Regions from separate parts of the Homo sapiens genome. Here region 2 is linked to region 1. The links are chromatin loops, found by intact Hi-C in ENCODE. Cell type or tissue: CD4-positive, alpha-beta T cell. All regions are shown on one strand. Links, peaks and the distances in the headings refer to the core of each region. The heading gives the core; the rest is flanking DNA. Region 1 overlaps CFAP251 (cilia and flagella associated protein 251). Region 2 overlaps TIALD (transcript inducer of AURKA lysosomal degradation).

What was found. Hi-C counts contacts between places; a loop is a spot of excess contacts. Peaks named below come from ENCODE experiments on the same cell type or tissue, not always from the same donor. Only the 100,000 strongest peaks of a DNase experiment are listed, where the experiment ranks them.
Region 2: a loop joins it to region 1, with 2.3 times the contacts of the local background. A loop is called at or near these places in 1 of 110 quality-filtered maps.

Annotation. Positions count from the first base shown.
Region 1 is chr12:121,978,863-121,983,248 of GRCh38, forward strand. The region is part of intron 19 of CFAP251 (cilia and flagella associated protein 251); the gene reads left to right. Among named protein-coding and RNA genes, the nearest start is that of BCL7A, 41 kb to the right of the region's middle. RefSeq lists enhancers at 1,644-1,723, 1,744-1,793. In CD4-positive, alpha-beta T cell, for the core only: no CTCF peak of the experiment used is centred there; a DNase peak (open chromatin) is centred at 1,819.
Region 2 is chr12:121,862,619-121,867,004 of GRCh38, forward strand. All of the region lies in intron 2 of TIALD (transcript inducer of AURKA lysosomal degradation), which reads left to right. It also overlaps a transcript of HPD not described here. Among named protein-coding and RNA genes, the nearest start is that of HPD, 6.0 kb to the left of the region's middle. In CD4-positive, alpha-beta T cell, for the core only: no CTCF peak of the experiment used is centred there; no DNase peak of the experiment used is centred there.

The sequences.
Region 1 (4,386 bases), core at 165-4,164:
CTCTCATTATTTTCCTGGGTCATAGTGCAAGAAGTAGAATTACTGGGTCAGAGAATATGAAATTGCAGACCCTATTGCTAACCTACTTTCCATAAATGTAGCATTTTACGTGCCCATCTTCAGGAATCCACAAGTCCTGAAACCCAGCTAAGACTCAGTGTTCATGTTGGCTGAGAACACTTGAGCAATATAAACTGTGGTCCCAGTCCCTGCTCTCGGCTTCAGTGGCCTACCCAGAATCACCTGTTTTGTGTGCTCCAGGTACACAAAACTCATTTCTCGAGAAATTAGTTATCAGAGCCCTTTAATCCCTTCTGAGTCTTGAACGAGGACCTTAAAATCACCAGGTACTGTTGTAAGCTCCTCTAAAGGTCTTTGGCTGATGTGCATTTTGTCATAGCACATTGCTAGAAACATAAGCAACTCTGAGAAAGTTCGTACAGCCCACGTGGTGTTCCAGAGAGTGGCATTTTCCAAAGAGTGTTCCCTAGAACATGGCTTCCCAAACTGGGAAGCTGCATCGGAGCATTTACTGACTATTCAGCTCCTGGGCCCTGCCCAGGTCCAGCCAATCGGAATCTCCAAGCACAGGCTTGGGATTCTCTACATCTCCTGGGGGTGCTCACTGCGGAGCCGCCGACATTTGAAGAGAGGGAGGGGCTCAACACACTGAGTGAGATCATTAGTCAGCTTTCTTCTTCTTTTTTTTTTTTTTTTTTTGAGACAGCATCTTGCTCTGTCACGCAGGCTGGAGTGCAGTGGTGTGATCTCAGTTTACTGCAATCTCCGCCTCCCAGGTTCAAGCGATTCTCCTGCCTCAGCCTCCCGAGTAACTGGGATTACAGGCATGCACCACCATGCCTGGCTAATTTTTGTATTTTTTAGTAGAGACAGGATTTCACCATGTTGGCCAGGCTGGTCTCGAACTCCTGACCTCAAGTGATCCACCTGCATCAGCCTCTCAAAGTGCTGGGATTACAGGCGTGAGCCACCGTGCCCGGCCTCAGCCTTATTCTTTGGTTACAAGTTACGGAAACCTAAGTCGACCCATTTTCTGGTTCACAGAATTCCAGGTCCAGAGGGAGTGGGGATGTGCAGTGTAACCTAAGCCAGGCCCTCATCCATGTCGCTGGGAAGGGTCTCTCTCTTTAGGCCTCGCTTTCTGCTGTGTTGTCTCCCTCCGTGTCCGGCCCCCAGTCCACATCCAGTGGGATTCAATGCCACAGGCAGGAGCCTGTCCCCTTCCCAGAGCTGCAGACATTGTCACTGTCATCACTGCCATCAGGCATGTGCCACTCAGGTTGGCCAGGCGTGGGCACTCTCCTTCTTGGAGTGTGGGGTGGGCTCAGTCCCCTTTAACCATGGGGACTATGACCAGATGACAGCTAAGACGTGGGCAGGTGTCTCAGCCTCTTCATGCTTCAGCTTCCTCATCTACAAAATGAGTGCAGCAGTCGCACCCAGGACCACTCTGAGCAGGTGGCGTGGCTTCCACGGAATTCTGAGCAAGGCAAAAAGTGGGCCCCTCTTCATTCTCACTTCCTTCTTTTTTTTTTTTTTTTTGGAGACAGGGTCTCACTGTGTCACCTGGTCCTCCAGCCTCAGCCCTCCAAGTAGCTGGGACTACAGGAGCGTGCCACCATGCTCTGCTAATTTTTCAATTTTGGTAGAGATGGGGTTTCTCCATGTTGGCCAGACGGGTCTCAAACTCCTGAGCTCGAGCCATCCACCCTCCTTAGCCTCCCACAGTGCTGGGATTCTAGGCATGAGCCACCGCTCCCTGACCTCATTTCCTTCTCATTTTACATTAGAAATGTTGCCTCAGATGTCTCACTGTTCCCACGGCCGCTGCACTTCATCTGCATGGTTCTGTCTGTGGTTCTGCTTCTTCTGTTTTTAGTCCAACGTTTAACCAAATACCCACCTCCTCTGGGTGATTGGTTGGCCTAACACTTGGTACTTCAAGATGGAGAAAGGGAAGAAGCACATCTTGGTGCAAACTAGCTGGCCTGGCTGCAGTTCCCAGCCTCCTTGGCGAGCCATCCCAGCGGTGGTCTGAACGCCGGAGTCTGCTCTGTAGATGAGGCTGGAGCAGGCTGCGCTCTCGTAGGGGTGTCGTGAGGACTAGAGAGCGAGGGTCTGTGCGGTGCCCAGCGCACAGAGGTGCTTACTCAGTGGGGGGCTCTTCCCTCAGTATTTCCTGTTGAGTCAGCATGTTCCTCTTAAGAGGCGATGGGATCGCCCCTCATTTTCTTATTTTTAATTTTATTTTGTAAAATTCCAAGCAAACACAAAAACAGAGAAAAGAATAAAATGAACTCTTGGCCAGTCACGGTGGCTCACACCTGTAGTCCTAGCACTTTGGGAGGCTGAGGCAGGAGGATCGCTTTAGTAAGCCCAGGAGTTCAAGACCAACCTAGGCAATATAGGGAGACCCTGTCTCTACAAAAAATAAAAAAAAAATAGCTGTAGTGGCATGTGCCTATGGTCCCAGCTTCTCGGGAGGCTGAGGTGGGAGAATTGCTTGGGCCTGTGAGGTCAAGGATGCAGTGAGCCGTGATCACGCCACTGCACACACACACCCCACACTCCTGCATATCCATCAGTCAACTTCAGCTTCAGCAATTCTCAGCTCCCGTTTGGTCCAGACCCACTGACCTGCTCCCGCCCCATGGGTTATTCTGAAGCAAGTTCCAGGCACCCTTGCCTCACAAGGAGGCCTTTCAAACCCAGGTGCCCCTTCCTCAGCCAGGGAGAGGTTCTCCTTCACAAGGCCTGCAGGCACCTGAGGTTCACACTTCTATGAAAGTCACCAAAATGCCATCGTGGGCCGTGCCTCTCGCAGTTCCTGTGGGTGAGGAGTATTCCGGCAGCTCTCTGATGCCTGCAGGTCAGTGCTAACCATGGAGGCCACATTGTGGAGGCTCCAGGGTCAGGCAGCTCTGGGTTTGAATCCTGACTGTGACCACGTGCCAGTTACGACTTGGTCAAGTTTCAGAACCTCTCCATGCCTCAGTTTCCTCATCTACAAAATAAACATAATAGTAGTACCTACCTCCAGAATTATTGTGAAGATTAACTGAGTATCCGTTTCGTACAGTACACGGCACACGTTAAATGTTTAAAAATGTCATCTGATATTTTTGTCTTTGTCATGATATCCCCATCTGTGGATCCGTGATTCCAGAAGCCCTTTATGAGAATGTTTCTCTGACCTTGTGCTTCTTTGTGTATAATACCCTTTCCAAAATCTAAAAGTTTATATTTTCTTGATTTTCTGGTAAAGATACTTTACATAAATGTCCAAACGCCATCAAATTGATGGCAGTCTTCTCACTTGTTCAGGATTTTTTTTTTTTTAAGAGGCAGTGTCTCACTCTGTCGCCCAGGCTGGAGTGCAGTGGTGTGATCACAGCTCACTGCAGCCTCGACTTCCTGGGCTCAAGTGATCCCTCTGCCCCAGCCTCTCTAGTAGCTGATATTATAGGCGCACATCACCACATCATTCAGGATTCTTGATTTTTTTTTTTTTTTGAGACGGAGTTTCACTCTTGTTGCCCAGGCTGGAGTGCAATGGCGCCATCTCAGTTCACCGCACCTCCACCTCTCGGGTTCAAGCAATTCTCCTGCCTCAGCCTCCTGAGTAGCTAGGATGATAGGCATGCGCCATCTTGCCTGGCTAATTTTGTATTTTTAGTAGAGACGGGGTTTCTCCATGTTGGTCAGGCTGGTCTCAAACTCCCGACTTCATGTGATCCACTCACCTCGGCCTCCCAAAGTGCTGGGATTACAGGTGTGAGCCACTGTGCCCAGCCAGGATTCTTGAGTTTAATCCCTGGGCTGTCCTGCTTTGTTGGTGAGGTGTTTAGCCCTGGCAACCAGTGCCCACGTGTCGCACAAAATACTTGAGAAAGAGGGTGGGCACAGAGCAACCCGCTTGTCTCTGCTTCCTATAGAAATAAGGAAGTCCTGCATATGCCTGGAGTCCCGGCTGCTTGAGAGGCTGAGGCAGGAGGATCACTTGAGGCCAAGAGTTCCAGACCAACCTAGGCAACATAGCGAGACCCCGATCTCTAAAAAATTTTAAAAATTGGGCTAGGCACAGTGGCTCACAATCCCAGCATTTTGGGAGGCCAAGGCAGAGGGATTGCTTGAGCCTAGGAGTTCAAGACCAGTCTGGGCAACATAAGGAGACCCGTCTCTGCTAATAAACAATTAGCTGGGTGTGGTGGCGTGCACTTGTAGTCCCAGATACTTGGAGGGCTGAGGTGGGAAGGATCGAAGGATCGCTTGCGCACAGGAGATCAAGACTGTAGTGAGCTGTGATTGTGCCATTGCACTCCAGACTGGACAGCAGAGTGAGGCCCTGTCTCAAAAAAAAATTAG
Region 2 (4,386 bases), core at 90-4,089, 120 kb before region 1:
TTTTTTTGAGACAGAGTCTCCCTCTGTGGCCCAGGCTGGAGTGCAGTGGCGTGATCTTGGCATCTCGGCTCAATGCAAGCTTTTTTTTTTTTTTTTTTTTTTTTTAGGCTGGAGTGCAATGGTGCAATCTCGGCTCACTGCAAGCTCCACCTCCAAGGTTCACGCCATTCTCCTGCCTCAGCCTCCGGAGTAGCTGGGAATACAGGCACCTGCCACCTGGCTCAGCTAATGTTTTGTATTTTTAGTAGAGATGAGGTTTCACCGTGTTAGCCAGGATGGTCTCAATCTCCTGACCTCGTGATTCGCTCGCCTTGGCCTCCCAAAGTGCCGGGATTATAGGCGTGAGCCACCGCGCCCGGCACCCCCCCTCCTTTTTTTTTTTTTAAGATGGTCTTGGGATGTCTCCCAAGCTGAAGTGCAATGGCGTGATCTCTGCTCACTGCAACCTCCGCCTCCTAGGTTCAAGTGATTCTCCCGCCTCAGTCTCCCAAGTAGTTAAGACTACAGGCATGCGCCACCACACCAAGCTAATTTTTGTATTTTTTATCAGAGACAGGGCTTCGCCATGTTGGCGAGGCTGATCTCGAACTCTTGGCCTCAGGTGATCTTCCCGCCTCGGCCTCCCAAAGTGCTGGGATTACAGGCGTGAGCCACTGCGCCCAGCCAGCTCTGCATTTCTGGTGCTGATTCCTTCCTAACTTGTGATTCCTGCCCAAAGCAACAAGCCGAGAGAGGGTACATCACAGGGACCGTGATCCTTCCACGCACTCCTTCAGACTGGACTCTCAAAACTCCCCACCAAATGTTTCACTGCAGTTGATCGTTGTGTCTGACTTTCTCAATTCGTTGCAATTTGCAACAATGGACTAATAGCCTGATTCTCCTTCCCGCATCTTTGTCCTGACGTACTCACCTTAGTAAGGCTGTCTGTTAAATGCAACTGTCCCTCAAAAGGCATTATTTCTTCTATGCTGCTCACTACAGAAATGATCAGAATGAAAAGCATTGGTGGCGAGCCAGGAGCAGTGGCTGACACCTGTAATCCCAGCACTTTAAGAGGCTGAGATGGGGGGATCCCTTGAGCCCAGGAGTTCAAGGGTACAGTGAGCTATAATTGCACCACTGCACTTCAGCCTGGGCAGCAGAATGAGACCCTGTCTCTAAAAGAAAAAAAAAAAGAAAGAAAAGGGTGGAGAGTTATATAAGCCCATTTTGGAAATTTGTGAAAATCCAGGATTTTGCCCCTTCCACTTCCTGAACCTGAAATGAAGCTTTCTGGTTAAGTTGTATAAAAATGTTTTTCTGTGAAAAGGTTTTTGTCCCTCTTGGCTGGGCACGGTGGCTCATGCCTGTAATCCCAGCACTTTGGGAGGCCAAGGCAGGCAGATCATTTGAGGTCAGGAATTTGAGACCAGCCTGGCCAACATAGCGAAACCCTGTTTCTACTAAAAATACAAAAAAAAAAAAAAAAAAAAAAATTAGCTGGGCATGGTGGTACACACCTGTAATCCTAGCTACTCAGGAGGCTGAGGCAGGAGAATCACTTGAACCCGGGAGGCAGGGTTCATTGAGCTGAGATCGTGCCACTGCACTCCAGCCTGGCGACAGAGCAAGACTCTGTCACACAAAAAAAAGAAAAAATATCTTATTAAAGCCAGGTACAGTGGCTCATACCTGTAATCCCAGCACTTTGGGAGGCGGAGGCAGGAGGATCACTTGAGGCCAGGGGTTCAAGACCAACCTGGGCAACCTAGTGAGACCCTGTCTCTACAAAAAGTTTAAAAAGTAGCCGGCTATAGTGGTGCATGCCCGTAGTCCCAGCTACTCAGGAGGCTAAGTGGGGAAGATCTCTTGAGCCCAGGAGCTTAAGACTGAAGTGAGCTATGATTGTACCATTGTACTCCAGCCTGGGCAACAGAGGGAGGCCCTGACTATTAAAAAAAAAAAAAAAATGGCCGGGCGCAGTGGCTCACGTCTGTAATCCCAGCACTTTGGGAGGCCAAGGCAGACGGATCACGAGGTCAGGAGATCGAGACCATCCTGGCTAACATGGTGAAACCCCGTCTCTACTAAAAATACAAAAAATTAGCCAGGCATGGTGGCAGGCGCCTGTAGTCCCAGCTACTTGGGAGGCTGAGGCAGGAGAATGGAGTGAACCCGGGGCGCGGAGCTTGCAGTGAGCCAGGATTGCACCACTGCACTCCAGCCTGGGCGACAGAGTGAGACTCCGTCTCAAAAACAACAACAACAACAACAACAACAACAAAAAACTCCTGTTATAGACAATACCCACATTAATTCCCATCCTCAATTTTAAGGCTATTATCACTTCCACTGGTTCATCTTAGGGTAGAAAATATTATAAACGTCTGGGCATATTGGCTCACGCCTGTAATCCCAGCACTTTGGGAGGCTGAGGTGGGTGGATCACTTGAGGTCAGGAGTTCGAGACCAGCCTAGTCAACATGGTGAAACCCCGTCTCTACTAAAAATACAAAAATTAGCTGGGCATGATGGCGGGCACCCGTAGTTTCGGCTACTCGGGAGGGTGAGGCAGGAGAATCGCTTGAACCTGGGAGTCGGAGGCTGCAGTGAGCTGAGATCATGCCAGTGCACTCTAACCTGGGCGACACAGCGACACTCTCTTTCTTTCTTTCTTTCTTTCTTTGAGACAGAGTTTCGCTTTTGTTGCCCAGGCTGGAGTGCACTGGCATGATCTCAGCTTACTGCAACCTCCGCCTCCCGGGTTCAACCAATTCTCCTGCCTCAGCCTCCCAAGTAACTGGGATTATGGGTGCCCGCCACCACACCCGGCTATTTTTTGTATTTTTAGTAGAGATGGGGTTTCGTCATGTTGGCCAGGCTGGTCTCACACCCTGACCTCACGTGATCTGTCCGCCTTGGCCTCCCAAAGTGCTGGGATTACAGGCATGAGCCACTGTGCCCAGCCACGACACTCTCTTTCAAAAAAAAGGAAAAAAAAAAAGAAAGAAAATATTATAAACAAAGTAATCTAAAGTAATCTAAGTATCCATCAACAGGAGATTGGCTTAATACAATAAAACATTAACTATTAAAAATAATCAAGAGGCTGGGTGTGGTGGCTCATGCCTGTAATCCCAGCACTTTGGGAGGCCAAAGCGGGAGGATCACCTGAGGTCAGGAGTTCAAGGCCAGCCTGGGCAACATGGCGAAACCCCATCTCTACTAAAAAAATAAAAAGAGCTGGGCGTAGTGTTGGGCGCCTGTAATCCCATCTACTCGAGAGGCTGAGGCACAAATTGCTTGAACCTCAGAGGTGGAGGTTGCGGTAAGCCTAGATTGAGCCACTGCACTCCAGCCTGGGCAACAGAGTGAGACTCTGTTTTTTAAAAAACAAAGCAAAACAAAACAAAAAGGTGGGGCGCCGTGGCTCACGCCTGTACTCCTAGCACTTTGGGAGGCCGAGGTGGTTGGATCACGAGGTCGGGAGATCGAGACCATCCTGGCTAACACGGTGAAACCCTGTCTCTACTAAAAATACAAAAACAAAATTAGCCAGGCATGGTGGCAGGCGCCTGTAGTCCCAGCTACTCGGGAGGCTGAGGCAGGAGAATGGTGTGAACTCGGGAGGCAGAGCTTGCAGTGAGCAGAGATCTTGCCACTGCACTCCAGCCTGGGGGACACAGCGAGACTCCGCCTCAAAAAAAAAAAAAAAAGAATAAATAAACTTTCTAGATGTTCTAGATGGTGATGGGAAAAAGCTCTAAGATATGTTACGTTTAAAAAAAAAAAGGCACGGAGCAGTGTATATAAGTTACCATTTGTGTAAAAAAAAAACCCCACAGTTTACAGATGGTTTTAATTTTGTTCTTACAGTTTATTTGAATTTTCCACAGTACAAAACATGCCAACGGTTCTCAGCCATTTGACGGAGTTTAAATAAAGAGAACCAATGCAACCTTGCCATTTGGAATCTTCTGCTGTTGGGAGCACCCCAAGCTTAGTGACTTCAGGGTTTATTTCATACTTCTCTGCACATCTAGTTGGCCTTTCTGGTTCTGCAGCAAAGTCTATTTACATGTTTTACATCATAATTTACATGATTTAAGATTTTGTAAATATGGCTTCTATTTGTTGAGCTATAACTTACACAGAGTGAAATTCATAGAACTGTACACTGAAAAGAGTATTTCAGCGTACAGTTCTATGAATTTTGAAAACATATACAGTTGCATAACTATGACCTCAATCAAGATACAGGACAATTCCATTACCCCAAAATGTAATCACCACAAATCCACCCTCGCTGTGCACCTTTGTCCTCAATCCACCCTCATCCCAACCCCTGGCAACCACTGATCTATTTTCTTTCCTTACAGCTTTGCCTTTTCTAGAATGTCATAT